Linked DNA regions of Mus musculus: region 1 is linked to region 2. Evidence: chromatin loops called from intact Hi-C (ENCODE). Cell type or tissue: left cerebral cortex. All regions are shown on one strand. Links, peaks and the distances in the headings refer to the core of each region. The heading gives the core; the rest is flanking DNA.

Region 1 (15,053 bases), core at 5,847-8,346, 89 kb before region 2:
CAGCTTCCTTTCAGTACAGCACAGTTCTCGGACACTGATGAATAACTGGCCTAAGGTAGGAAGAGAATCTTAGTTTGCATGTATAGCATGCCACCTGACTTAGGAATGCCACCATACCAGCCTAACTGTATCTGTTAGGGTTAAGGTAGGACCCCGAGGGCAGGGCAACAGGAACAGTTGTTTATATCCTAGCTTGAAATCCTTTCCTTGAGGGAAAGAGCCTTGTCGAGATGACTCTGAGCCCAGAACAAGAAACGTGTGCTGTTAAAAGTCACAAGTCTCCACATGAGGAAGACATTTAACCTTGAGAATTGCCCGTTTCCTTCTTCAGTCGCCAGCATCCTGTCCCTGCCCACGTAAAGGTGAAAGAGTCCAGCTGAGTTGGGGGACTGAGGAAGCTAAGCCGTTGCGTTCCTTTTGAAGTGCAAGGTGCACACTTCTGTGATGCACACCTAATGGTGACACCCCCAAGTCACCATTAATCCCTGCTTTGGTGTTTAATGCGGGGAAGCACGGTATTGACGCTTTCACAACGGGCTGGGTTTCTTAACCCTGTTTTCTCGCCAATCAGCAAGTGGCTTTTTGTTTTGGTTTGGTTTGGTTTTTTGAGCGGCAAAGAGGAAGGAGGCTTGCTAGACAAAGCCAGCAGGTCACACAGACAGCAGGTGTCACCACCTATGGTGGTGTGCAGGGCGACTGAGTTCTCTGGGTCTTAAAAACAACCTTGAGTGAAGGTTAGCGGAGGTGTGTGTTTTGGGGGGCGGGGAGGCAACCAGATGGGGGAGAGGATGGGAAAAGCGAGGCAGGTGACCCAAGGATTCGGCAAGACTCCAAAAACCAAATCCTCTCACCTGCGGAAACAAAAGGAGGGAGGGTCCAGCCCACGCCGCTGGCCACATCAGAGCACCAAGAGAACACCAAGTCTTTATTACCGGAATTCCTATGAAACAGCTCCAAGGAAAAAAACAAAAAAAAAAACACACACTGGAGGGAAAGAATAACAAAGTGACACACACACAAACCTAGGGCTTCCCCGAGGGCGCCCGGCCTTGGAGCAGGGAGGGCCCAGACACGTCTGGAGCTCAGTTTAGCCTCCCGGGGCTCCTGGAGGTGGGGAGCTGTCTTTCTCTCCAGGGTTCACGGGCCTGGCTCGGAGCCAACGTGGTCCCCACCCCCACCCGGACTGGCTGCGCACGCTTCCCCACTTGGTCACTCTCTGCGTACACCTCTCTTCCGAGCCCGGGGAAGCTCGACTGACCCGCAGGAGTTGAGGCGTTTGCGGTCCCATGCCCACCAGGCTCCCATTTTCTGCCAGTCCTTAGCAGCCCCCACCACCCACGCATCGGATCCCATTCTCAACCAGGACCCCCGCACCTGTCCAGACTTCCCAGATCTCTCTAAATGGTCAGCGCGTTCCCAGGTCGTGGGGCGAGCGGGACACGGGTGCGGCCTCCGTCCCGTGGCAGTGGTTGGTGCAGGTTCCTTAAATCGCCTCTGGTCTCTCCACCTGAGGCACCCGGCAAGTTCTCGTTCTAGGTGCTTGCCGCTCTGCCGAGGCTGGCAACTTCGGCAACTTGCACGTCAGTCTGCACCTTTTCATTTGGGGTCACCCCAACTCTTAAACTCCAGCACCTTCCCCTCTTACAAAAAACAGCAGGACCGGTCCAGCCCCTGGGGTACTCCACTGTGATGTAAATTTAGAACCTGTTTCTGTGTTCAGCCTAACTAAAGACCCTGCCTAAACAGAATCCGACAGCTCCGGGGTCACTCTCCCCATCCCGGCTGGGTCAAATGGAGGCTGCTGGAGGTGACAGCCAGCCCTTAATAGAAGCAGCCCTATAAACTGGACCCGACAAGACCGAAGTGTCCAGAGTTCCGTGCAGGGTTGGAGCCAAGAGTCAGCAGTCCCCGACAAGGCTGAGGTGCAGGAGACCTTGGGGGGGAGGGGGGGGGAAGGCCGCAGCGGCTTGGGGGAGGGTATAGATCGGACCCACTGTGGCAGGTCAGGAGAGATAGGAAAGAAACCGAACTCTCTTCAGGCCCAAAGAATCTCCACATGGGTCATCTTGTCAGTTCCTAACTGGAACCTTGGGATCCTTCTTCTTCCTCTCTTTCTTTCTTTCTTTCTTTCTGGAAAGGGGGGGGGGTTTCCTGCATTTCTGCTCATCCCCTATAGAGGAGCCAGACTACAAATGGGGTTTGTGGCTGGCTGGCTGCTGTCTCGAAGGCTCCAGGCCCCTCCTCCAATCATAAGCAGCTCTGAAAGTTCTAAGTCCTGTCTGTGGAAAGCGGCAGTGGCTGGGCTGGGCTGTGTGGCTGAAGAAGCCTGAGCCTTGGTGTGCGAGCACCGTCTGTCTGGGCTGCAGCTGGAGGGCACTGGTGCTGCTCTCTGGTTGCCCCCACCCAGTCAGAGCATCTCTGGCAAGGTGAAGCTGCTGGCACCTGGGGAGTAGAGAGAATGAGACGTTTTTTCATCAAAGGAGCTCCTCCGTCACCGGCTTTCCCCGCCACCGGAGAATATGAGGCTCCTCCTCCTCTTGCCGGAGGTTCTAGATCATTCTGGAACTCTGCCTTGGATCATACCCACTGCTCAACTGCAGGGACCTTAGCAGCTAGACGTGGAGTGGGAGGAGATGGAAGTGGAAAGGAAGCTTTTGCATGGGGAGGCCTCACAGGTGGGAGACTGCCCCACCCCTGAGTCCTGTTAGTAGCTTCAAGGAGCTACACTAAATCCGAGGATTTGAAGGGGCAGAAAAGTCATCCCAGACTAGAATTCAGTGGGCCTCAGGCACCAGACTGAGTTCATAGGACTTTTGTTCAGAAGACACAGGGAAAAAAAAGCACAGAGGTGGTGTTTGGTGGCCAGGGTGGTGGTGGCACACACCTCTAATGCCAGCACTCCGGAAGCCAAAGCAGGCTGATCTCTGTGAGTTCAAGGCCAGCCTGATCTACAGAGCTAGCTCCAGGACAGCCAGAGCCACACAAAGAAACACTGTCTTGAAAAATATCAAAAAGCAGGGGGCGGGTTGGTAAAAGAATTAACAGGTAGGGCAATGGAGACATGAGTGGTAGTCTGTCAAGACTGATGGAAAAAGCTAGGAGGAAGAAAACAGGGAGGAGAGACTAGTTTGCAGTGAGCTGACAGGATGGACAGACACACTGTAGAGACCAGAGGATGCAGCAGGGACTCAACAGATCTGGAAGAGCAGCTCTTGTGGAAGAGGGGAGGCGGGTCCTTTGAGAGGGAAGGGAGAAAACTGAAGAGAGGTAGAGGCAGAGCAATGAATAGGCATTGATGAAGACCAGCTCCCAGGAGTCAGAAGAAAAGCCAGGGATGCTGAGGTGATAGGCAAACCAGGCCTCGACTGTGGAAGGGAGCATCAGAATGCACAGCAGGCCCTGGAGCTGGCAGGTGACAGACCACCTTGATTCAGTCCCTTTCTGGAGCCTGTAGGGTTGCAACAGACACTGGGCAATCTGGTTTTCACAGTGCGGAGCTGGGAGGGGAAACAAGTTGGAAGCTCAAAAGTGATGAGCATGATCCAAGATGAGTTGGCTTTGGGAGGACCGCCTTTTCCCTGGGGACCAGTGGGATGGCAGAAGGGGCACAGGTGGGGATAGTTCCCTAGTTGCCCTTGCTGGGGTGCAGCTCTGTGTGTGAGGGAATCCGGGGAAAGCATGGAAGAGAGCTGAAGGGAGAGAAGAATGTGGAAGGGGGACAAGATGGGAGAAGGCGGTGCCTGCTTTTGCTGACCATGCCCTCTGTTGCCTGGATTATGTCATCTCCACAACTACTATAGGAAGAACATCTGTTCCTCTGTAGGTGGAAACAGGGCCAAAACTGCTGCACCACAGCTCAAGAAAGCCGAAAAGATGCTGAGTGTGGGGAGCAGGAGAGCAGCTGGGCAGGCAAAGCAGGTGGATGGGAGAACAGCTTCTCACTGGGGGATGAGGCACCTGGAGAGGCGCACGCATGCCTAGTCCTGCAGGAGATACTGGCATTCCCTGGTACACCCCCCCCCCATGAGTTTAGAGAGGAGCCTGGAGGAGAGACAGCCCAACCCTGAGGCTCCAGAGGCACCTGGAGAGGCGCACGCATGCCTAGTCCTGCAGGAGATACTGGCATTCCCTGGTACACCCCCCCCCCCATGAGTTTAGAGAGGAGCCTGGAGGAGAGACAGCCCAACCCTGAGGCTCCAGACAGAAGCAGCCATTCCAGGGGACCATCTCCCGACCTTTAGCAGGTCCCTGACCATCCAGCGTCAGCAGAACACTGGACACAGTTCTGAACGACAACCACAGTGTTTCTTACGTTATCCTCTTAATAGTCACTGTGTGTCCTGGAAATGTCTTGTCAGTGGGGCTGCAAACTATTCAAGGTCAAAAGCCGGTTTGGTTTTCTGGTCAGGGCATCTGTCGAAGGCAGGCGTGATTATTGTTTGTCAGATAAATAAATGAATAAATAACCAAACTCTTAAAAGTACAAAAGCCAGGAGTGAGACAGCAAGTCTGTAATCCCAGTGCTTGGGAAGTGGAGACAGGAGGGTCTGAAGTTCAAAGCCAGCCTCATTTATATAACCAGTGCAAAGGTAGTAGGGTTAGATGATATAGAGATAGAGATAGAGATAGAGATAGAGAGAGAGAGAGAGAGAGAGAGAGAGAGATAGAGATAGAGATAGAGATAGAGATAGAGATAGAGATAGAGATAGAGATAGAGATAGAGATAGAGATAGAGATAGAGATAGAGAGATGCTGGTTTACAGGGGGAAACCATGTGCCCTGCCACAAGAAAACAAGAAAAGGCCACTGATACTTGATGTTCCAGCCCAGCACCTCTGGATCCTTGAAGTACCCATGATGGGTAATAGGCCTTTGCCCTAGCTGCCCCTGGAAACTGTGGTCCCAAGCCTTACCTCTTACTGTCCTTCTCTTAGGGCCTCTTCCACCTTAGGCACCTCCTGCCGCCTACCCCGGAAGTCTTCCTCTGAAAGGCAAAGGGAAAGGCCTCATCTTCCACTCTGCAGAACCTCATGTGGGCCCATCCTCAGGCTGGGCAGGGGAGCTGCTTGACCTCTGACCCTTTGCTTGGATCTTGACACCGCAAGCAGCAGTATGCGGGTACAGTAAAAGAGGCAGAGGCAACCTGGGCGCTGGCCTGACTCTACCACTGAGCACTGTGGCCTTGGCCAAGTCTCACCCTTGTCTGGGCCCTGGTTTTTCTAATCTATCAAGCAGGATAGGAGTGATAGACTATCCAGAAGACCTCAGGGCCCTCTGGTCTTTGTATCTGGTGTCTCCTGACCCTTTAAGAGCCTAATGCTGAGGGTTCATCCATGATTGGCCTAGAGAGGTCTTTTGACCCCTTATGACCTTTAGAAGGGGCTGGGTAAAAAGTTCTTTCTTTTTCTTTCATTTCCCTCTCTCTCTCTCTTTCTTTCTTTCTTTCTTTCTTTCTTTCTTTCTTTCTTTCTTTCTTTCTTTCTTTCTTTCCTTTTTTTACTTTTTCTTCTGGTTTTCCTTTTTTTAATATAAAAAAGATATAGTATTTATCTTTATTTAGTTATTTATTTAATGGATATGAGTGTTCTGTCCACATGTGTGCCCAAATGCCAGAAGAGGGAATCAGACCTCATTACAGATGGTTGTGAGCCATCATGTAGTTGCTGAGAATTGAACACAAGCCCTAGGGAAAAACAGCCAGTGCTCTTAACTGCTGAGCCATCTCTCCAGTCCCCTTCTTCTGGTTTTACAAGACAAGGTTTTTCTATGTAGCCCTGGCTGTCCTGGAACTCGTTCTGTAGACCAGGCTGGCCTTGAAATCACAGAGATCTGCCTGCCTTTGCCTCCCAAGTGCTGGGATTAAAGGTGTGTACCACTGCTGCATGCTAGACTGAGCCTTTCTAATTTATGGTTGTCTGTGTATGAGGTCTGCCAGTCTATCCCTCATTCCCTAGGGACCATTCTCTGGGAATAGTGCCTGGCACCCTGGGTTCCTCTTCAGGGATGATGGGAAGCAGGTGTCAGTGTGTGCACCTCATGACAAGGGACCACATTTCTGTGGGCCACCTGTCTGCCAACCCCTGACATGTCCCCCAGACTGAGTGCTCCCTTGCTGAATATTAGACCCTCAGGACCTCCTCTTGAAGGGTCACCCATCCCAAGCAACTTAGACTTCAACGTCCCCTGACCTGCCTCACCGTAAGCATGGCCCTCCACGTCATCCAGGAGGTTGGCTGTGGATGCAGCAGCCCCCAGCCTGCCGGACTGTTCAGGAAAACTATTCTAGAGACGGATGGGTACTGCGACAGCTTGTTCAATCTGCCTGTGCTCTGTCCTGATAACCCACCAACCTCAGAGGCTTCTACTATCCCTCCCGTTCCCAAACTGCCTAATGGTGTCCCTTCCAGGACCCTCTCCTGGGATCAATGGACCAGCTAGCCAGGCCCGACCCCTTTACTCTGCCCCCATCACTAGGGACAGGGAGAGTGACATTTCCCCCGTTCTCCTTCAACTACTCAGTTTTCAATATCCAGGGCCCTGTGGATAAGCACGGATGAGAACTTTGGTGTGAAGACAGGGAAACTTTTTTTCATTCAAAAAGCCAAAAGTGGAGGAAAAAAAAAAAAAAAAAAAAGCAGGCCTCTGGAGACACAGCTGCAGGGACCTATGAACCAGTTCTAGTAAAATTAGGGGAAGACTCGGTGATTTCAATAGGAAGACGATGTCTTTCTCCCAAAATGCAGATGACTTAAGGCCAAAAGTAAAGAAGGCACTGGAAGGACGGTGTCCCCGGGGAAAGGAACACAGGAGCTGATGACGGGGTTTCCTGGTTCACAAATCAAGGAGGGGCGGCCGCAGAGCCGCATCCCACTCCCGAGGAAGGTTCAGCCGGGATCTCCATCACTGTTGTCAGTGCTCCCCACCCCACCCCAGGGCCAAGCAGAAGGATACGACTGAAGCTTCGGTAAATGTTTCTTCTTTGACTTCCTCATTTTGGTCTTCTCGGAGAAGGCTCGGGCGAGTTCAAACAGCTTCCTGCGCGTAGCTGGGGCAGAAAGACTCGTGAGCCCTTAATGCTCCAGAGAGCCAGAGCATCAGATGGCTTCCCTCCAGGTTTGGGGGCAGCCAGGCAGAGCGCCACACCAGGCCCCTTGGGTGGGGACTGGGAAGAGGAAAGTGACAGGAACAGCAGACACCAGTGCCACCTAGGGAGCAAGTGCGCCATCCCAGGTCGGCCTCCGGGGGCAGCACAGGCCAGCACTCGTCAAGTACACAGCAGCCTGCCTCCAGACCAAGATCCGGGTATTCCTTCCCTAGAGGCGGACAACCACACAACCACGGCTCCTGGCTTTCTTTCCCGCTGCTGGCTGCCACGGCCTTCCCGCCCCTCCCCAGCCACCTCCACAGTTGGTCCTAGGATTTCCATGAGTCATCGGAAATTTTCCCTGAAATAAAACCTTGAAAGGCTCCAGCCTCATCCCCGCTGGTTATGGGTCTATGAGACTGGAGACGGGAGGATGACAAAAAAAAGCGGGCAGTGGGGCGAGGTTCCCCTATCCCAAAATGTCTGCCATTCCCACAGAAAGCAGACTCAGCCAGTGACTCCAGTCTCGGCCAAGTCCTCACGCCACAGAGAATGTGAACACCGACACACATTATTTTCCAACAGACAGCTGGCTCAAGAGGATTTAAACTTAATTTGTCTCCAGACTCAGCTGCAGAATAAAGTAAGGCAGGAAGGCTGAGGGAGCTAGCCTGTGATTAAAATGTCACCCGGAGTTCAGCAAGAGTCAATAGCATTAAAAATCTTCCGGGGGGGGGAAGGGGGGGCTCTCTCCCTCTCATGAGGCCACAGGGCCTGCCTCAAGAGAGCTGGGACAAGGAGGGGAAAAGGGGCAAGACTCACATTTTCCCATGTGTTTCAACTTGTCCCTGAATAAGGCATCTTCTGACACAGTGGGGTTGGTTTCACTGGTTCCTGGAAGGAGGAGACACCTGCTGAGGGACCAGGCCCATTGGGTCTCCGAGGTCCCACTAAGAGATAGAGTGAGCACCTGGCCAAGGCTCTAGGGAAGGAGGTCAGAGGATACCCTCCATCCCTGTTTCTGTCTGTTCTCTTATTACAGAACAAGTCCCGGCTTCTTCCCTGCTATAGGAGTTTAAGGCAAGTTGCAAGAGTACTTCTTTCTTGCAAGGTACATTTTCCTCTTCGGAGCAAACAAGGGCAGCCTTAAGATCTGCTGCACGTATGGGAAACTGGCTGGCCTTGGGTTCCAGCCTCTCTAGCAGTCCCATGTCCTCAAAGCCATGATGGTGGTTTGAAGTGAGCTGGTAGGGAGATCTATGTCTCGGAAATCCCCCCAGCCTGCATATCAGCCTTCTCCTGCACCCAGAGCAGAAGGTTAACCATTTGCCAGCACATCATGACCCTCTGTGCATCCTAACTCTCGTGAATTGAAGCAGAAAGGACAGAGAGCCAAGAACGCCTCCCAGATGCTGAACGGGAACAAGAGCAGGGCTCAGCCAAGAGTCAGAACGCAGTGAGCCACCTGCGTGGGTCTCTCAGGATCCTTGGGCTGCAGCTCACCGTCCTGTAACTTGGCTCATCCCGAGTCACCTTGTCTGCTAACTTCCCTTTCAGTCACTCTGATCCAGTTCAGCAGCTCCAGTGTCCCTTGTTAATTTGGAATCAAGGACAAGAAAACTCCCAGCTGAACATCTGGTGAGGCCTAAGCTCCTGGCTGCTTGCTTAGGAATCAGTTCTATGGGATTTTCTTTCTCTGAGCTGGGATTAGCGGGGGCACCTTACCCTTCTGTTCTTGCCTTCCCAGCTCAGCTGTGGGACGGAGGGTCTGCTCCTGAAAAACACACGGCTGATCCCTTTTAAATATGGATATGGGGTGATAGCAGGAACTGACCCAAGATTCAGAGTCCAGGAGCCAAGGATGAATACAGAGTCTCTGTTCACACTCCCAATCTAAGCTCTGCTATAGTCTATACATCTTACTAATACAGTCCTCACTCTGGCCTGTCAGCCCCAGTGCTGCTGGCACTGAAGGGAAGTCACATGTAGTCTGAAATGAGTTGGAGAGGCGGTCATAGGAGAGACTATAAAACCCTGCTTCTCTAGCCCTCTGTTTTGTTTTTTTAATGAATTTTAAGATATTTGTTTATACTTATGAGTACTCTATCTGCATGTATGCCTGCATGACAGAAGAAGCCATCTAATTCCATTATAGATGGTGTGAGCCAACATATGGTTGATGGGAATTGAACTCAGGATCTCTGGAAGAGCAGCCACTGCTCCTCCTCCTCCTCCTCCTCCCCTCCTCCTCCTCCTCTTCCTCTTCTTCCTCCTCCTCCTCCTCCTCCTCCTCTTCTTCTTCTTCTTCTTCTTCTTCTTCTTCTCCTCCTCCTCCTCCTCCTCCCCCTCCTCCCCCTCCCCCTCCTCCTTCTCCTCCTCCTCCTCCTTTTCCTCCTCCTTCTCTTTCTCCTTCTTCTTCTTTTTTTGGTTTTTCGAGACAGAGTTTCTCTGTATAGCCCTGGCTGTCCTGGAACTCACTCTGAAGACCAGACTGGCCTTGAACTCAGAAATCCACCTGCCTCTGCCTCCTGAGTGCTGGGATTAAATGTGTGCTCCACCATGCCCGGCTTTTTCTTTTCTTTTTCTTTCTTTTTTTTTTGGGGGGCGGGGGTTGGGGGGGGAGGGCAGCCACTGCTCTTAACCATTGATTGAGCCATCTCTCTGGCCCCTTCTCTGGCAGTTCTTGTTAAAGCATCTTGCACATCATACACAGAATTTCTCTTTCCCACACACGGCAGTGGGTGTCTCAGGGCAGAGAGCCTGCAGCTACTTAAGTGAATGAACCCTTCCCAGATTAAGCTCACCCTCTCTCTCTCCGTGGACTGGATACAGTCAACATGTATGCCTTGCCGTTGCTGGTGTACTAATTAGGCATTAAGCCTCATTAAGACAAACCTCACAAGACTCTACGGCCTTCGTCCTCGCAGTTGCTATTAAGAGACATGACATGGTTCGGTGTGTCCTCTGGTAGGACAAGATCCAGAAATAGTTGGGAGGTCAGCCAGCCTGTGGTAGGTAACCTACAGCTCCCAGGACAGCGAGAGCCTAAGTCCACTCAGTGAAGGGGATATCTCACTCCACAGGAGATCTATCTATCCCTTCTTGCTTGCTGAAGGGCCTCGGGTCCCACCCTTGGTCTGTTTCCTCATTCTACCGCTAAGTTCTCAATATTGAAGATAAAGTTGGGGCGTGGGCCCAGTGAGCCCCGCAGGCCCTCTCTCGGGACAGCAAGCTTACCGGGGACAGAGGAGGGAAAGCCACCGTCATTTCCAACCGCCGCATTGTTGGATTTGGATTTCTGGGATTCATATTTCAATCGGTCTGGAGAAGGAGACAGATTCTGTCAGGGAAGTGAGCTCCAGGGTGCCCGGGGGCACACTGAAGGCCGCAGGAGACTGAATCCCCCGAAGCACACAAGTATACATACACACACACACACACACACACACACACACACACACACACACACACCTACCAGCTCTTGAAGAACTTGTGATAATAGAAACAACTACCTACTAAGCATTTGCAATGTTGGAATGTCAGAATTAGCAGCTTTCTGAGACCCCAAACCTATTTGATTGTATTGTCTTAGGGTCTTAATATGGAGCCCAGGCTCTCTTGGAACTCATGGTTCTCCTTCCTTTGTGTCCTTAACGCTGGGCTTGCAGGTATCAGCTACATGTTCAGCCAAGCCAAGCCCCCCCTCTTTTTGTTTTGTTTTGTTTTGTTCTGCTTTTTGACATAGGGTTTCTCTGTGTAGCCCTGGCTGTCCTGAAACTCTATCTGTAGTCCAGGCTGGCCTCGAACTCAAGAGATCCACCTGCCTCTACCTCCTGAGTGCTGGGTTTAAAGGTGTGCACCACCACCACCACCACCACTGCCTGGCTCTAGTCACACCATTTTTTTTTCCTGCCTGTAGGCCTGCTTCCTCCAGCCCAGCAAGCCAGCAGTACAATTTGCTTCCTTCTTCCCCAACACCTCAGACTCCCTCCCTTCCCTCCCCTCTCCCTCCTTCCCTCTGTGACAAGCCCACCTCCTCAGCCCTGTCTCCAAACTTTACCTCAAAAGGAAAAGCAGCCAGGTTGGGGAGCAGGGTGACCCATCCATTGATCATGCAAATATCCTGCTCTAACCTCCATTCAGGACCCTCCCATTCTGTCACCCATAAAGCCAGTCACCTTGTCCACAGGGATCAAGACATGGTATCCTTGACTTGTAGCTAGAGGTTGGTAGGAAAGGCAGCATTTCTTTCCCTGTCTCTCAAGCGTAGACTAATTAATGCTGAGCTCAAACAGATATGCAGGGCAGGGGAAATGGCCCAGTGAGCACACCCTCTTCCTCTGGGTTCTCAGGTGTCCCCAACCCGCACTGAAACCCGGAGCTCCTGAATGACCCAGGGAGGCCCAAGTTCAAGCAGGTTAGAAAGTGCCTGGCATGCCCACATCCAGCAGGACGCCTCCTGAGGGAGGCCCGAGGCTCCTGCCCTTGTCACTCTCTTCTGCGTGGTGAGGCTTGGTGCCCACCTCTCTCCAGGGCGAGGAGGAAGTCCCGGTTTCGCTGCAGCTCCTTCATGAATTCCTCATTCTGCAGGAAGAGGGCAATTCTCTCATCTTCCAGGTACTGTTTCCAGCGGCTGTCTTGGTCACAGGCCATGGGCCCTGGCGCCGGAGGTGGGCCTCCCTCTCCACTCATAGGCTTGGAGCCCCCGGGGTGACCCTGAGGAAGAGTGAGCATACACATCACCTACTTAAATCCATGTACAGCTGTATGCGCAGGTGTGCTTTCCCAAAATCCTCCTGTCTCATCATGTAGTCCCCTCCTCCCAACGGGACCCAGTCACTAGCCAGAATTCACTGGATAGCTCAGAACTGCCCATGCAGCAGAAGCAGGAAGAACATCAAAAGGACTTTTCCTCCCAACCTAGGGTCACCTCATTCCTTCTTTTGGAACCTAAATCATCCTGAAAATCAATTTGTAAACAGCTCAGCCACCTGTGCATGGACTCCCAGTCTCACATGTCCCTCTACGCCAGCTGCATGCCCCAATATCAGGGGCATCTTCTGAAAGAAGAGCCTATGGAAAGGAAAGCAGCAATCCCACCATTAGCTACCCCATTTCCCTCCCTCCAGCCTGAGGTGATGGTTGCAGCAAAAGAGCCAGGCCAGACGGGAAGCGAGGCTGTAGGTTTGCCTTTCTTTCCTTACAAATTCTAATCCACAGAAGCAGCCCAGCCTGAGCTTGAAAACCAGGAAGTAAAACTGGCTGGTACAGACCATGACAGATGTAGCCCAGGAGAGATGCTGGACAGGCAGGCAGGTAGGGTGGAGGTTCGAGGGCAGCCTCTTACCTGAATGCTGTCCATCTGCTGGGGAAGGATTCGGAGGAAGTCATCCGGGAGGCTGCCCAGCAGGGGTGGGTTCCAGTTTCTGTAGCGTCTCTGGCTTGCAGGTTGTCCGGAGCCTGGGACATCAATCCTGGGGGATGAGAGGTAAGGAGAGCAGGGCATAGTCAGGCTTAGCCATAGCTCTGTTGGCCCATCCCAGGCCCTTGGGCAGATGGAGATCTTGCTCAGAGTATCCAGTGCCTACACCGCTTTCTGAACAAAGGTGCAGGCATGCATTCTGCTGAACGAGGGAAACAGCAGACCAAGAAGGAAGGCAGCCAGTCAACATTGCAGACTTACATACGGACTTTCTGAATGTCCCCTACAGACTGGGGGGTGGGGGGTGGGGGTGGGGTCAGACATTTCTGTGCTATGTCCCTAGCTGGCACAGTGCTGGACTGTTAAATAATAGCGATCACACCCCACACACCCCCAACAGCAGACAAGTAGCCTGCCGACAGCCCGTTCTGTCCTCGTTTGTTGAGGCGGGAGCTCCCTGAGATTCCTGGACAATAAGCAGGTCTGAGTTCACATTCTGGCTCAACTATAGCCAGCAAAGGGGAGGGAACATTGAGGAGCCCCTGGTACTTTGTTATAAATTCTAGATCTTGCTGCTCTCCTGCCCAGGTACTAAGACACTCACACACACTTTCACACACACACACACACTCACACATATACATACACACACTCACACATATACATACACACATACTCACACACACACACACTCTCACACACTCACATACTCACACATACACACTCACACACACATATACACTCACAGACACACACATATACATACACATACACACACATACACATACACACTCACGCACACATACACTCACACACACACATACTCACACACACACTCACACACACACATCCCCATGAGCTGCAGCTTGAACAGATGGAGCCCAGAGTTAGGGTCTTGTTCCCAAGGGGTTCTATGGGGCCTCTCTTCCCAGACAAGGTGTGTCTGTGCTAAGCAGCCAGGACAGGAGAGGACCAAGGGCCTGGCTGCCCTGACCCCAGGCTCTATCCCAAGCCCAGGCCCGAAGGAAGCCTGGAGCTGGGCCAGGAGCTCCAGGACTCCCCAGCAGCCTGCTGCGTGGCAACCGCAGGACACGTGTCCTGCTGAATCAGGGAAATGACACATGGAGAAAGCAGGCGGCGGGGAGGTGGTGGGGGCCATGCTGGGCTCGGCCTGGCTTTGATTTGGCCTCCAGCTCCAGGAATCCCTCCACCCCCTCACTGGAGGGGAGCTTTTCCGTCTGCCGCTAACTTGTGGAAATAACTTCCTTTCCTTTTTCTATTTTGGGCTGGTGGCCCGGTGGGTACGAGGGGAGGGCTGAGGGGAGGGTGGGGGCAGCAGCAGACGGATAACCAGCTGCTAAGTGCTAGGGGGAGCTCAGCTCGAAGCCAGAGACACACATGGATATCCAGAGAGGCGCCTGCAGGGGAGCCCAGGGCTCGGTCTCCTCCACATTGCTCTGCCACTTATGTCCCTGTCCCAAGCTCTGGTTCCCTCCCAAGGCCCATCTGTCAGTCCCACAGACACCACTTCCAGCCATAATGGAAGAAGGCTTGTCTAGGCTTCGTTTGGGGCAAGGTAAACACCCCAACTCAGTTATATCTGGAATCCACCCAGACTGCCCAGGGAGAGTCCAAACTCTGACTAAGACCCTTCTAGCTTTTGTATTTCTGGGATGCCCAGGGGATGAGGGTTGACATGGGGAGAATTCCTTTTCTTCCAGAGTCTCCCGGGCTGCTGGGCACGGGTCCTGGAAAGTCCATCAGTCATCCTCCTCCGAACCCTGGGGTGAAGTCATCCTCAGCTGCCTGACTGAGGGAGGGGGCCAGCCCAGGGCAGGCAGCCCGGCAACTCCATTATGGTTGGAAAGGAATGGGAGAAATGAGCTGCTGAGGTAAAACAATTTCCACACAAAAACAGCAGGCGGCCTGTGGAGGGGCCTCCTGGGCTGCTGGGACTCAGGCAGATGGAGAGAAGAACCCAGCAGCAGTGGGGGAGGGGAAGGAGACCGAGGCCAAGAGGATCTTCAGGTACTGAGTCCCTGGAACCCCTAGACTTGAATTTCAGGCTGAGGTGGATGATGACGTCATGTGTAACCACAGGATGTTGGACCACCTACCTGGCTGGGAAGGATCTCAGACATGCGCCTTTCCAGAAAGGGGGGGGGGGTTAGTGGAGTCTGGACGTGCAGCCCACGTGGGCGGGACCCTGTCACAGGTCACTAAATGATGTAGCTGCATCATTCAGGCAAAACCTAAGCAAAGGACCCTAGCAGATGGGCCTGCGTCTTTGGATCCTGCGGGACAGTATCTGAGCTCTGAAACTGTCCTGTTACCAGGCTCATCCCAGGGACATGGTGACAGAAAGGGACCAGACCACTAGCTTCTCTCAAACCTAACCTTCAGCGGCCAAAGATTTTTAGAATACCAGTCTACCAGTGCCCTGCCGTGGTATAGTCCCACGGAGTCTCCTGTAGTTGCAGGGTAAGGTGTGTGTGTTCTTTGGAAGCTCCACGGAGCCCCCATGACCGACCCATGTTCCTCTCTGCT
Region 2 (15,053 bases), core at 7,823-10,322:
ATTCTTGCGGAAGACCTAAGATTAGTTCCCAGCTCCTACACAGCTGCTCACAACTGACTCCAGTTTGAGGGGATAATATGTGGTACACACATATCCATCAAACAAACAATCAAACATAAAATAAATAATCTGAAAAAAAAAACCTCTGTGTGTGTGAGAGAGAGAGAGAGAGAGAGAGAGAGAGAGAGAGAGAGAGAGAGAGAGAGAATGTGTGAGTGTGTCAGGGCTGTATGTGACAGCATGCCATATGTGTATCCTCAGAGGCTAGAAGAGTGAATCAGATTTCCCTGGATCTACAGTTACAGGTGCTTGCGAGCCATCTGACACAGGAGTTGGGAATCGGGTTCTCTGGAAGAATAGAGAATGCTCTTAGCTGCTGGGCCATCTCTGTAGAGATGTAAGGATGTCTTAAGGATGCCAGCACAAGGTGTAATTGACCTTTTACCATGCTTAGCTTGTTTTCTCTGCCTGCTTGTGGGGATGCTACCTCACCCAGGTCATTTGTGGGTAAGATTTCCCTACGGCCTAAGCCTGTGGCTTTCTTGCCTTAGAACGTGGGCTTCTGACCTGCACATATATCTTCATAGGCCTGCTTAACCCCCACACCAGTTGTGCCAGCCCAGCTTCCAGTCACTCATTGCTGCTTTCTGGCTTCATCTCAGATTCACCTCTTCCTCCTGCTCAACCCAGGAAGCCCCTGTCCACCCACCTTGTCACTTCTGTACATAGACAACAGGGGAATTCCCTCCCAGTGGGCCTCTCCCTGACACTCACAGCACTCAGCTCCTGGTACAGCCTGGAACTGAAACCAATCTCCGACCCAAAGCAAGTGAAATCATTTCCTGTGCCCGGTTCCCCTACTCAACCACAAAAGCGTCTTTGCCTGAGCAAGCTCCAAATCTAGCTTTGGAAAAGGCAAAGCTCTTAACTGCTGAGCCATCTCTCCAGCCCTGCTGTTAAAAAGGTACTTAAAGCTGGGCACGGTGGTGCATGCCTTTAATCCCAGCACTCTGGAGGCAGAAGCAGGCAGATTTCTGAGTTCGAGGCCAACCTGGTCTACAAAGTGAGTTCCAGGACAGCCAGGGTTACACAGAGAAACCCTGTCTTGAAAAACCAAAAAAAAAAAAAAGGTACTTAAATTGGTGTGTGTGTGTGTGTGTGTGTGCGCGCGCGCACACGTGAGCATGTGTGCGTGCACATAAGTACAAATGCCCATCGAACTCAGAGGCATCAGAGCCCCCCTGGAGTTGTATATGGGTGGTGATGTGGCCCAACATGGATTACAGACATGCTCTACCATGCCTCCCTGATTAACTGAGCTCTGACTGTCCTGGAACTCACTATGTAGACCAGGCTGGCCTCAAACTCACAGAAATCCATCTGCCTATGCCTCTCTGCCTCTCTGCCTCTCTGCCTCCACCTCCCAAGTGTTGGGATAAAAGGCGTGTGCCACTGGGCCCAGTCTGATTTATTCTTAATCGAATCCCCTTTGAGAGCAATCCTGTTTTCTTCTGAGACTTCTGTAACTATCTTATTAAATGTGCTGAGATTGTCATAAGCGTTGAAACCTTTTATGTCTGAAGCAGGGGTTGGGGAAAGAGGAAAAAGCCATAGTACATGAACATGCCTGCCCTTAATGGTCTTTGGAAGAAGGCTCTCCAGATGTGCCCTGTTAACCTTGCCCTTGCCCCTCATCCTATCAAGATCCTTTTCTGCCAGTGGGAGTAATCATGAAATGATTGTACCATAGGCCCAATAAGTAAATGGTCACAGCGAATTAACTTGGATTAGCTACTGTTTGCTCATTCCTTCCACAGGGTTTACCGAGGGCCCCTGGCCCTGTGCAGAGCTCAGGGAGCTGACTAAACAGTGAAGTCAAAAACCCAGAAGCCTCAAGTGACATTGTCTTTCGAATAGAGCGGATGATCCTGCAGCCAGTTACTGACAAATGTCCCGTTACTTCCTGTGTCCTTGCCTCTTTTCCGAAGGCTTGGACTCCATCCTATGTGGCAGCAGGTCACGCCCAGAGAACACGCCTGTCTCGAGGACCCAGGCAAGGCATGAGTCCCAGTTGCTGAGCAGGTAGGATTTATGTCTGGACTCTAAATTCATGGACAGACTGCCCTCTGTCACACAGCTTTCTTCAATGACGCCATAGCACAAGGAGAGGTTAAGCCAGATTTGAGCAGCCTTCTACCTCAAAAATTCCAGCTTTCATCCCTCTATCACTGAGTGGGCATGGACCTCTAGGGACCTCCACTTCATCTTCCTGTCTGCAGATGAACTTCTTAAACCACAGAGATAAATGAATCTTGATCCTATTTCCTAAGCCCTTCGGAGGTGGGGGTAGGGGCCTTCCCCTCTGCTCCAATGAGTCACTTTTCTTGCTCATTACAGCTTATCTGGAACATCCTCCCTCTATCTTCTTCACACACACACACACACACACACACACACACACACACACACACACCCTACCCCTGCAATTTAAATTCATTCACCTCTGGTGCTCTGTCTAGTGAACAGCCTGGTTTCCTAGCATCAAAGCTGGTAAGACTTGTGTCTCTTCAGTGTGTTCGACGAAGGCATCATGAGAAGTGACTGTTGCTTAGCTATTGAAGACCACAAAAACCAGCCTGGAAAAATGGCCCCAAAGCTAAGAGCACTGGCAGCTGTTCCAGATTGCTTTCCAGCGCCCACATGGTGGCTAACAACCATCTGTAACTCCAGTCCCAAGGACCAGAAGGCCTTCTTTTGGCCTCTGAAGTCAGCAGGCATGAATGTGGTGGACCAACACACATGCAGGCAAAACATCCGCAGACATAAATAAAATTAATCATTAAAAAGAAGAAACACTAAAAGCAGCCAGGCATGGTGGCTAATGTCTATAATCTCAACACTTTAGGGCAGGAAAGAGGCAAAAGGAGTTTGAGGCCCAGCCTAGGCTACAGAGTGAGTTCCAGGTCAGCTTGATGTACAAAGTGAGACTATGTCTCAAAAAAAAAAAAAAAAAACAAAAAAAAAAAAACAAATTCAAACTTTTGGCATAGTAGCTTACACCTATAATCCCAACACTTGGGAGATGGAGCTAGGAAGAGTGTATGGCTTCAAGGCCAGTCCAGGCCAATATAGTAAGTTTTGGGTCAGTCTGGGCTAAAATGAGACACTATCTCAAAAATAACAACAAAAGGTCAAAAGGATAGCTCACGGTTAAGAACACGACTATGCTTTGAAAGGTCCTGAGTTCAATTCCCATCAACCACATGGTGGCTCACAACCATCTGTAATGGCATCTGATGCCTTCTTTAGGTGTTCTGAAGACAGTGACAGTGTACTCATAAATAAAATAAAATAAATAAATAAAAACCAAAAAAAAAAAAGAAATAACAAAACCCACAAAGACAAACAGCAACCCCAATGTATCCATATATCTAGGAAGTTGGCCACACTACAGGGTTCCTGCCTCACCTGGCAAAGACTTTACAGGATCAAAAACAAAAAACGAACAAAACCCCACCTAGTATGTCTCACATGCCACAGGCCTGCCACAGGGTTGTACTAGCATCTCAGAGCAGGAACGTGCTGGGACTAGATCCAGTGCCTGGACGACAACTGCCGCTTACCTGGACTCCATGCACAAGTCCCCTCCCCCAAGTCTTGTCTGCTCCAGAAGCTCTTCTGACTGGCGATTGCCCCCTTCTTCCGTGTTTCACCTTGTTTTCTTTTTTTAATGGGGGCTGGGCATGGGTTTTCCCGGCTTTACATCAGCAGTTGCCCCCAGGAGCTACAGCCCTGGCTCCAGAGTTTCATCTCCTCACAGCTCTTGCCCAGGGTGACTGAAACGCTAGACTAACATGTTTATCCTGCTCCTGGACTGCAGGCCTCTTGAGGACAGGGCAGTCTTGGTGAGCTTTGTGCCCTAGGTCAGGCCTAACTAGCTCACTTGGCCAGCAGCTCTTAGCAGAACGCATTAAGTAGACCCTACCACACCTATTCCAAGGACTAACCACTGCATTGGCAGACCTTGAGTACAGCACAGTGGCCTTACCCCCACATACCCAAACTCTGCCACGTTGAGATACACGACCTCAGGCATGCTATGTAGCCTCTTGCTGCCTCTTAGGTCTCTGTTTCCTCACCTGAGAAATGAATGTCACTTCAAGGGGTTTCATAAGAAAGCTAGTACTCCTAACCACTAAGCCATCTTTCCATCCCAAGAATTAAGGACACATAGGATGCACTGAAGGGATGGCTCAGTAGTTAAGAACAATTGTTGCTCTTGTAGAGGACCTAATTTCTGTTCCCAGCACCACATGGGGCACAGTGGTATACAAGCAGCTAAAACACTCAGACACATACAATGAATGAATCTTTAACAATTTTCTTTAAACCTAGACACACACACACACACACACACACACACACACACACATACACACACACACACCATCAAGCAGAAGCATGTGGATATCTGAGTTTGAGGCCAGCCTAATCTACACAGCAAGTTCCAGGCCACTGAGGGCTATAGAGACTGTCTCAAACAAACTTTTTAGACCACATCTGACCACGGGAAGGATTGGCTCCTTGGTGGAGTGAGATTATGTTTTTACTTGTGTGTGTGTGTGTGTGTGTGTGTGTGTGTGTAGACCTTTAGCCACTATACCATATCCCAGTCCCCATTCTTCCTTCATACAAAGCCCTTTATCAGGCACTCCATCACTCTTCACTTGCCTACCCTGTCACTCTTCGCTGGGTGCCTTGTCCCTCAGGACCAACACTAACATTGAAAGAAAAGCCATTCAACCCTACTGAGTCATTTCACGATTCCTATCTCACCCTGACGTCTCAGCAACCGTACACCTCCACTTATCATCCCCTCCCCCTAACACCACATCTGTCCCAGCCGCTACAGTTTTAACCAAAGATTATTTTCTCAGCACCAAGTTTCGGAGCTCTCGAGCCCACGTGCAGAAATAACAGTAACTATCAAAGGAACTCGTTCTGTCTGTGGCAAACGCGAGACGTCCTCCGACACCTTCTAGGAATGAGACACGGAAGCACTCAGAAAGCTTCAGAGTCAGACCGAGAGCCCCGCGGGGGATGTCTAAGCATGTTCTGGGAATCCTGCAAGCCATGGTGCTAGGAGTGGACCTCGGCGGCAGACGTGCGCTTAGTTAGCACGGACAGAGTTCTGAATCCAATATCCAGCACCACAAAACCAACCCAAACCATGAAGATCTCTTAGTAGAAATGGGAGTAAAAATGGCTCGATTGCTTCCTGAAGTGCAGGTTAGACATCCGTTTCCAGGCAAGAACTTGAAGATCCTTGACAACACCATGATAGCAACGCAATGCCATGTTTTCTTTAAGAAGAGAGTTGTGTTCCCAAGCAATTCCTCCATCTATTGTTTAGGAATAGGTTTATGGTTTGGTTTGGTTTGGTTTGGTTTGGTTTGGTTTGGTTTGGTTTGGTTTGGGTGTTTGAGGTTTGGGTTTGGTTTTTCAAAACAGGGTTTCTCTGTGTAGCCCTGGCTGCCCTGAAACTCACTCTGTAGACCAGGCTGGCCTTGAACCTGAAGATCCACCTGCCTCTGCTTCCTGAGTGCTGGGATTAAAGGTGTGAGCCACCACCTCCTAGCTATGTTTATGAATAGTTTTATTTTTAGGTTGTTTTTTTTTTTTTTTTTTTTTGAGGCAGGGTCTAACATAACCCAGGCAGGCCTCAAGCTCTCTATGTAGCCAAGGATGACCTTGAACTTCTGAGCCCTCCGCCTCCACGTCCCCAGGCTTGGATGACAAGCTTATGCCACCATACCCAGTTTAGAGGATGTTGGGGATTGAACCTTGGGTTTTGTGCCTGCTAGGAAAGTACATTGACACTCTACCAACTGGGCTGCATCCCGGCCTCGTGACCTCTTTTGAAGATGAGAACTTTAGCTGCTTTATTACATGGGTGGTTGGAAGCAGAGAGGATTCAACAAACAGCAGAGCAGCCAAGGCAACTCACATCTCGAGTCTACCCACCAATATGTGGCAGCCAGAGAGAGTTTCAGCAGGAAGGTAAATCCCAGACACAAGGCAAGGTGGACCCTGCCACAAGAGCCTTGCTTGCCACCAAGACATCTTCCAACTCCCATATCAGGGACCGCTAGACCACCGTCATTTTGGGTCCTCAGACCTAACTGTTACTTGTCATAATGGCAGGAGCCAGCAAACCCCAGACACCTCCTGCTCCTGCTCACCTTGCCTGGTCAGAGGTGAGCCCAAGGCTCTGAGAAATTCTCAGCTCTGTTGCTTAGTAACAGCAGGGTGACTTTAGGGAACTCTGAAGGAAACAATGGATGGTTCTGCACACCAAGCCACACACACACTCACTGGCTAAAGAGAACTCCCCATGCGCTGGATGGCACGGGTTGCAGCAGGCTGCAGGTTAGATCCCTGGAGTCAGAACTTCTTACCACACTCAAACCAAGACCGCCATTGTTGCGTTTTATGAGACGGGAGGTCTACTTCCAAGCCTGGTTTCTGCATTTACTGTTTGTGACTGGCTTTAAAGACAATATTAGTGGCCTCATTAAAAGGACATTCAAAATCCGGGTGGTGGTGGCACATGCCTTTAATCCCAGCACTTGGGAGGCAGAGGCAGGTGGATTTCTGAGTTCGAGTCCAGCCTGGTCTACAAAGTGAGTTCCAGGACAGCCAGGGCTACACAGAGAAACCCTGTCTTGAAAAACCAAAAAAAAAAAAAAAGGGGGGGGGGCCTCTGGTCCATCAGAGGTGGCGTGAGCCTAAGGAAGACTTCTGAGTACTGAGGCAGAGAAGTCTGACATGGAAGATCCTGGGCTCCTCCAGATCTCAAGCAGACACCTGCACAGCATCCCAACAGCCCAGCATCCAGAGCATTATGGGTAAGAATAGCAGAACCACCGTCTCTGGAACTGTACAGGCAATGAGCCTCAGTGGCTTGTCTGTCCTCCATTTGTGTTCTGAAGTCTCAAGAAATGAAAAGAACTGCAAATTACCCTGACTGTTTTCTTGGGAAAATCTGCTCCAAGGCTCCCCAAGAAGACTCTTCTTCCATACTTACGAATGCTCTCCACGAGGCCCCTCGTGTCCCTAAGACAAACAGGGGCTCCTGAAAACGTCTCCTATACTCACCCACACTTATCCTTTTGTTTCCCCTTCATTCAATAGCCCTGTGGCCCTAACACGGTACCTAGGGCCTCCCCACCAAACAGACAGCAAACTTAGTCCTGGGAGAATGGCCACCTCAATTGCCCCTGCCCTCTAGCTAACTGGAGGGAGCTGGGAGCTGGGCCAGAGCTTCCAGGTCTCCATGGCCACAAGTTCAAAGTGGCATGAGAAAGAACCTCACAGCATTTCTACTTTGGGCCCCCTGGGATTATCTACTAACTAGCCACAAAGTTGGAATCTGCTCCAAAAGGCCTGAATTAGACGGAAAACTCTTAATATAGGGGTCTTAATTAGAACCCTAGCACCAAGGGGACATATTATGCCCCCTGGCAGTGCACAGGAATGCTCCAGCACCTGTGCATGTTGGGGCAGTGTGGTTAGGGTATAGCTTTCACCAGATCCCAAAGAGGCCCTTGGTCTAACTCTGAGACTTGGCCTTCTCCATCTCTCACCAACCCTGAGCTACCCTAACTGCCCAGAGCCTCTGCTTTTCAAGACTGTACCCAGCTGTTTCCTTGTCTCCTGCTCCATCCAGCAAGAGAGTGTGGACGGGTGATTTCCAATCCAACCTTCTGGATGAACCTCTGGTGGCCCAAGCCAAGCTACATAAAGAAAGGTACCATCCCTCCATTTAAACGGAGGTCCCACTTCACATTCGATCCAGCAGGAGCCAAACTTCATAATGAGATGACATCTATAAGATAAGGAGACTCCTAGTATCACACACTGCCTTCAAACAGCATACATAGTTAACTCCATAGGTCTGTAAAGAACCTTAGGGCTGGGAGGGCCAGAGCAACTCCAGAACCCCTTCTCCTGGGCCAGGTGGCTCAGGGTGTTGCAAGGTGTATTTCCTGGGTTTCAGGCTACTGAGGACCAGGTGGTGACCAAGGCACATGGTCTTCTATCCGACGTCACCTCTAGGGTATCTCATCACTATCTTCCCAATTATCCACCCCCACCCTCTATTCTTACAATAAGTAAATAAACAAACAAATAAAGGAAATCTAAAAATCTCTCTTCCTTAAAACACCCTCTCCAGGAATTTAATAGCAGTATGAATTTCTTGAAGCTGAAACTTTTTATTAAGGAAAGAAAATGGACAAGCCCATGCTGGGGTGGCAAGCCACCAACCATTCAGAGAGAAACCCAAGAGCGCTGAAGGAATAAAGGCAAGCCCCGGCCCCCTGGAGCTCAGCGCCCCAGGCACTCAGAGTTCGAGGGGCGGGGGAGCAGGGGCGGGGACAGCGCATTCTGAACTTTCTCCAGCCGGGTCGCGGAGAGACGCAGCTCCCAGGGGACCGGGTGGGACCAGAAAAGGCTGAACCGACCGGTGACCACGGCGGGAGCAGGAAACGATTCTCCCCTCCCCCTAAAAGGAGTTCAGCTCCCAACCCAGGCCCCCGCCTCGCCATCGCCATTCAGGCTGCGCCCCCAAGCCCGGGCGAAGCCGGGAGGGTGTCCACACAAAGCGGGGAACCGGGGAGCAGAGAGACCCGGGTTGAGCAGGCTCCCCAAGGCCTCGCGTCCCTTCCTCGCGGCGCCGGCTGGCCGGCGACCACCCCTCGGATCGCGGCCCCGGGATCCTCCGCACGCTCCCTGTGCCCAGGACCAGGAACGAGGCGGGCAGCGGCGGAGGGAGGGCGGCCGGGGACCTGCCGCGGGCTCCCGGGCAGCCTTGGCCACCGCGCGAGGACTCAAACTCGCGACGGCCCGGCCCTCGCGGCCGCGCCTCGGCGATGCTCCCGGGGAAGGTGGGGCCACCGGGCCGGGGTGGAGCGCGGCGCCCGCGAGCTCGCGCTAGGGGCGGCGAGAGCGAATCGGGGTCTTACCGAGCACCGCACGCGCGTCCGCTCCCGCGGGGCCGCTGGGGTCGGGCGGCGGGGGAGGGGCGCGGTCCCGCGGCGGCAGCGGCAGCCCGGCTTGGTGGCGCGGCGGCGCGGCTGGGCGCCGGGAGGCGGAGAAAGCGAGGCGAGGCCGGCTTCCTAGCGGCGGGCGGCGAGAAATGCAGCTGTCCCTGCGAAGCTGCCGGCGGGGCCACAAGTGGGGCGCGCGGGGAGGAGCGGGGCTGCGCGCGCGGCGGGGCTCAGGCTGCGACACCCCCAGACCCTCTCCCCAGGACTGGAAGCAGGAATAGGGATCCCGAGGCCAATGCGGTTGCGCAGGATACGGGGCAAGGGGAGAGGGATAAGGGGCAAGGGGCCTCTGAGGACACTGGGACAGTCTCCTCTGTGCATTCCTGCACAGACCGCTCCTCTTGAGGACTTGTGATCTTCCCTTTATGGCCCGGTGTGATGCGCTTGGGCTCTGCCGACTTGGGAAGCACCTTAAGGGGTTGTTAAAGCAAGGAGACCTGAGACGTGGGAAATTTGGGAAAGAGGGGGACCTAAATGCAAGGCTGACCTGAGAGTTTGCAGACATACACGAGGAGCCACTAGTGAGGGCTGTAGAAGATGCACGAACCTCTCTGGGCTTGGGGACATCAGGAGTGTGGGAAAGTGGCAGCTCTGCGGAGTTAGAGTTCAGGAAATAAAATGTAATATTGAGGCCAGAGGAAATCGTGAAGTTGATTAGGAAAATCAAAGTTACCACCCACTAACATCTTATCTCCACCCAGCATTCGCCATTACTTCAAAGGCTTCTGAGCCTCGATAAGGGATTCCACAAACGTTTTAATAAACGGTCGATCAACTGGTTAATTTTCCAAGTGGTTTGGTTTTGTGCACTAATTTGGAGATGAGAAAAGGGAACAGAGGGAATGATGGAAGAGCCTGCCCATTTGTGTGTGGAGCCCTGCACACAGCCCTCTCCTCTTCCGAAGACTTACAATCTTTGCTGAGAAGTCTGGGCATGCTCACCCAAGAGACATCTGATGGTGAAAATCACAAACCAAGGCCCCAGAGTCTCCATCCTTTGCTTGTCAAGGGTAATTTCTTCAGCGAGGTGGAATCTGAGGATACCCTGGGAGAAACCCCACCTCTGAGAATCCCTTGTTCCCTTCGGCCCCTCTGCCCATGCCCCTTCACCCGGCTTCCGGGAACCCTCACACTATCAGGACCCCACGTGAAAAATTCTGACTCTGAAGTCCTCCGATGTGGCTGCTGACTGAGATGTCACCAAGCGCTCAGGATTTATCCTCTCGGCCAGTAAAGCCTAGATGATGGTATCGAGTTTGTCACTTTATACTGTAGTGTTAACTTCACCTGTCACTTTTCTGCTTATTGGCAGAATCTTTCTCTAATCTGTCCCAGTCACTTTGACATTTCAGGACTTGGGGTTGGGGTGGGGGCTACCAATCTGGAGATTTTCCTGTTTGTGCGTGCCTCTAGGATGCTTATGAAATGTATTTTCATTCAAGTCGTTAGCAAAGCCAGCTAGTCGCTGTGATTGTCACCCTTGAAGTAGCCTGTCTGTGAGCTTTTCAATGTCCTCCTTTGGGGTCGATTCCGGAAGCAGCTTCCCAGTCCTGCCTCCCTACACCCCCACCCCCACCTCCACCCCTGCTTCTCATACCCAGAGCAACTTCACTCTCCCCTACTGCTGCTCTGAGCACCTAGAGGCTCAGGTTAGGTTCTCTTGCAACCCAGCCCCTCTTATCTGCTGCCTGCCTCAGGTCTCCAGCATCAGGTCCCTTGGAGATCTCATGGAGGCTAACAACAAACTCAAAACCATTCCTCCCTCATCTAAACGCCACCTCTTGGCACAGAGGCTAACCAGCTCAGTCCCTGCCCTCCCTCTTCCTGGGTATTCTGTTGCTCTCCAGCTGTAGCCATCCTTCCTTCCCTTTCCCCTACTTCTTCCCACAGCTGCTGCCTGGCTCCAGCCCCTGTGCTCTGCTCTCCACAGCTGGTGAGAGACCCGTCCTGCTCTCTAGCCAAACTTCCTGCCTGCTTCAGAGAACTCCAATCCGTTCTTTCTTTCCACCGTCCCCTTTCTGCTTCAAGCCTACCAACACTTCAAGATGCCCCCTTTTAAACTAATCCTGTCCTGATCCTGCCCTGCCCGCAAGCCATCGCCCTAGTAATGTCATCTCATCCGAAGTAGACTTCCTCTAAAATGGAGACGCATATCTCTTACTTGTTCCAGCCTCATTCTAGCTTTTCTTTCCTGCGGTCTGGCCTTCTTCCCCAGTCATCCCAGGAGCTACACTCTGTGGGAGGCCCTGGCAGGAACCTGGTTGTCTAAACCCATGAACCTCCTGCTTACCCCACTTCTTGGCTCTGATACAACCCCAGGTGCTTTTAAGGCTTCTTTGAAATTTCTCCCACCCCACAGATTGCCCATCCTACAAGGTTTCCCCAACAACCCCCACGCTTCTTCAGTAGCCTTCTCTAGCACCCAATTCCTTCCTGCTCTTCCAACAAACTAGGTCCTAGGATGTGTTCACAGAGGTTAATAGTTTTCAGTGGGCACCAAACTTTAGGACTTCTTCAACCTGCTACATGACTTTGGGGCCAGGCACTTAACTCTCTGTGCCTCAGGTCCCTTACTTGTGCTGATTAAGGTCTAGTTCATTTAATGTATTTGGGTGTTTTGCCTGCATTCACATGTGTGCCTAAAGAAGGCATCAGATCCCCTGGAACTGGAGTTACAGATGGTTGTGAGCCATCATGTGGATGCTGAGAATCAAACCCAGGTCCTCTGGAAGAGCATCCAGTGATGTTTAACACAGAGTACAAGTTGGCAAGGTATGTTTAGGGCCATTTCAAAAATTTCTGGAATCTGTTCTAATCCCAAGCAAAAATCCACTTAATATTTCTTGAGACAGGATCTCAACTACATAACACTGGCTGTTCTGAAATTCACTGTGTAGACCAGACCTATCTCAAACTCCCAGGGATCCACCCACATATGCCCAATGAGTGCTGGGATTAAAGGCCGCTGCCACTATGCCTAGTTTCATTTAATACTGTCTATGAAAGTCAAGTCAGCAACCTCCAACAGCAATTTTTTTAAAAAATCAAACACTCTAACAAATAACAGTGATTTGATCCATTCTTGGGAGTGACAAATTAAAACTCTTTGTTTTCTATAATTAAACTACTTTGATTCTATTTAAAAAAAAAAAAAACAGGAAACTTTGCATATAAAGAATGCAACTCTTTTTTTTTTTTTCCCCCGAGACAGGGTTTCTCTGTACAGCCCTGGCTGTCCTGGAACTCACTCTGTAGACCAGGCTGGCCTCGAACTCAGAAATCTGCCTGCCTCTGCCTTCCGAGTACTGGGATTAAAGGCGTGCGCCACCACTGCCCGGCAGAATGCAACTCTTAATGTATAATAAATATTCTTGAATTCCAGCCAATGTGATTCTGGGTGTATTAGCTGGATTTTGTTTTTGTTTTTTTGTTTTCTGCGGTGATATTGGTGATGTGAAATGTGTGTGTTGTATGTTCAGAACAAAGTCTCTGTTGAAGCGTGGATACGACACGCGTGAATGCTGCCAGAAAAGGCTCAGGTTCATTGAGTGTTTGATTTCAAATTAATTTTGGGTCACTGCATTCAGAAACCTTTTACTATTTCCAAAAATTGTGTAACCTTCGCATTCAGTTATGCAACCCAATCTGGGGCTGTGGCCTACAGTGTGAGAAGGTGAGCACGGAGGCACGGGGCCAACAAAACATGTATATGTATTATTATATATTACATAACATATCATAGAAGAGGATTTACTGGCAGAGGGTGGTGGTTCACACCTTTAAACCCAGAAGTGGGAGGCAGAGGCAGGTGGATCTCTGAGTTGAGGCCACTCTGGTCTACAGAGTGAGTTCTAGGACCGCCAGGGCTACCCAGAGAGACACTGTCTTGAAAACATAAAAAAAAAAATAAAAGTAAGATAAAAATAATCAAAAAAGTTAAAGGGGATTTATTAGGCTGATTCACATGATAGGAACTAGGTAATCCAGAAATGGTGGTCTGTATGCTGGAGAAACCGAGAACCCAGGAGTTGCTCAGACCCAGAAGTGCGATGCCACCGTAGTCCTGAGGACATGCACCAAGATCTCTGGTGAGAGTGAAGCCATATTGACAGGCCTGTGATGCCGATGTCTGAGCTCCACAGCAGTGATACCTACTCAGAAAGGAAGAAAGGCTAGCATGCATCCTCTCCCCTCAGACTTCTCTTTGATCTGGGCTGCAGTGAGGGTGGGTCTTTCCCTTCAGTCGTCTCTTAGTACATTTGTCTCCTCAGGGAGCATCCTAAGAGAAACCCCGGTGTAGATATCTCATGGTCCAAAACCACCATCGCTGACTGGAACCTGGTAAGCTGAGCGTCCACATTAACCTTCCTCTTGTCAGGTCTTCCCAGGGTGCCTTTCTTCTATTCTCCTTCCTGTCCTACTCGACCCCACCTACATGTGCTAGAACCAACTGTGGATGCTTTCTGCTCCCGTACTGCAACAGGGGAGGTGATGGGTGCCTCTGTCTAGTCTCTGTCCATGCTAAGCTCAGGCCACTGGGGCATTTATCATTATGCGTGATATTATTATTATTATGCACGAGGCTGATGCACAGCTGTTGCCCAACAGCTGGGCTCCAGGGAAGACAGGATGCTTCTTCACCTTTAGGACTAACAGTGCACAAGAGCAAGCAGTCATGGCTTTGAAAGTGACTGTATCATCCCCGCCAACATGAGACCTTCTTCCTAGCACCACCAAAGACATTAACAAGGCCTGTGGTAGGACAGGAGGGTAGGGATGGGGGTGAGGAGGATGTGTATGACCACTTGGTCGCTTGGGTAATCCCATCTCCTTCTACAGCTTGGCTGATTTCATGGAGAAACCAAAGGAGACACGCCGATCACCGGTGACATCACTTGAGGATTTGAATCAGAGAAGCAGTGTCTAAAAACAAGCTGGGCGAAACTATCCCTTTTAGAGGATGATAACTAAGTGGATAACTGGGAAGATGCTATTCTAAGTCCTGAGAAATACCCCCAAGAGCTTCACCATCTCCTCCAGTTAGGCACAGGTTGTCCCTTTATCCAGGTAGGCAAGCCTAGAAATGGGAAAGCCCGGCGGTGGTACAGTCCGTTTCTGCAGAGTTCCCAGAGAGAAGTGGTTGCTGCTCCCTCTCAGACCACTGGCCTTCCAAGCCTCTCACACATAGTAACTGTTTACCTAAGGACCAGCTTTCTAAAAAGATTTATTTTACTCTTTTTAATTATGTTCCTGGATGGGAGTGTGCACGCGAGTGCTGGTGCCTCTGCAGGCCACAGGCATTGCATCTCCTGGAGCTGGAGTTATGGGCAGCTGTGAGCTGGCTGGTCCTCAGCAAAAGCCATATTGGCTCTTGATCAGTGAGTCATCTCTCCAGCCCCAGGACCAACCTTTCTCTGTGTCTCTCTGTCTCTCTCTCTGTCTGTCTCTATTGTTTGTTGATTGATTAATTGATTATTTATTTATTTTTCTGTGTAGCCCTGGCTGTCCTGGAACTCAACTGTAAACCAGGCTGGGCTCAAATTCAGAAGTTCACCAACTGAGTATTGATGCTACCACGTCCAACTTGACTGTTTTTTTGTTTTTTGGTGTTTTGTTTTTGTTTTTGTTTTGTTTTGTTTGTTTTGAGGCAGCTCTCATAGCTTGAATTGGTCTCTAACTCACAGAGTTTGACTGCCTCTGTCTCCTGAATGCTGGGATTAAAGGCATGTGATACCATGCCTGGCTCAGGAATCACTTCTTGGTGCATGGGACATAACTAGTTCTGGAAGGTTTTGGGTTTTTTGTTTTTTCCTAAGATTTTGATAGTTAGTTAGTTAGTTAGTTAGTTAGCTAGTTAGTTTTAGTTTTGTGTTTCTGTGAGTATATACTACATGGGAATGGCTTTGCTTTAGACAGCAGACATGGCTGTCAGCTCCCTTGGAG

What was found. A loop is a pair of places that touch in the nucleus more often than their neighbours do. Peaks named below come from ENCODE experiments on the same cell type or tissue, not always from the same donor. Only the 100,000 strongest peaks of a DNase experiment are listed, where the experiment ranks them.
Region 1: a loop joins it to region 2, with 5 times the contacts of the local background. A loop is called at or near these places in 1 of 42 quality-filtered maps.

The regions. Positions count from the first base shown.
Region 1 is chr11:88,179,986-88,195,038 of GRCm38, reverse strand. Cuedc1 (CUE domain containing 1) reads right to left here. Exons shown (of 11, transcript NM_198013.3): 4 at 12,432-12,558; 5 at 11,608-11,800; 6 at 10,322-10,405; 7 at 7,907-7,978; 8 at 6,952-7,045; 9 at 6,198-6,256; 10 at 4,914-4,984; 11 at 899-2,442. The coding sequence ends at 4,917. It also overlaps a transcript of Mrps23 not described here. Among named protein-coding and RNA genes, the nearest start is that of Mrps23, 17 kb to the left of the region's middle. In left cerebral cortex, for the core only: a CTCF peak has its summit at 7,245; a DNase peak (open chromatin) is centred at 7,316; H3K4me3 peaks cover 729 bases; H3K27ac peaks cover 1,403 bases.
Region 2 is chr11:88,093,317-88,108,369 of GRCm38, reverse strand. Cuedc1 (CUE domain containing 1) reads right to left here and starts at 9,224. Exons shown (of 11, transcript NM_198013.3): 1 at 9,027-9,224. 2210416O15Rik (RIKEN cDNA 2210416O15 gene) reads right to left here and starts at 10,312. Exons shown (of 4, transcript NR_045499.1): 1 at 10,242-10,312; 2 at 10,053-10,155; 3 at 9,618-9,701; 4 at 8,263-9,508. In left cerebral cortex, for the core only: a CTCF peak has its summit at 9,201; DNase peaks (open chromatin) are centred at 8,506, 9,159 and 9,603; H3K4me3 peaks cover 1,798 bases; H3K27ac peaks cover 1,856 bases.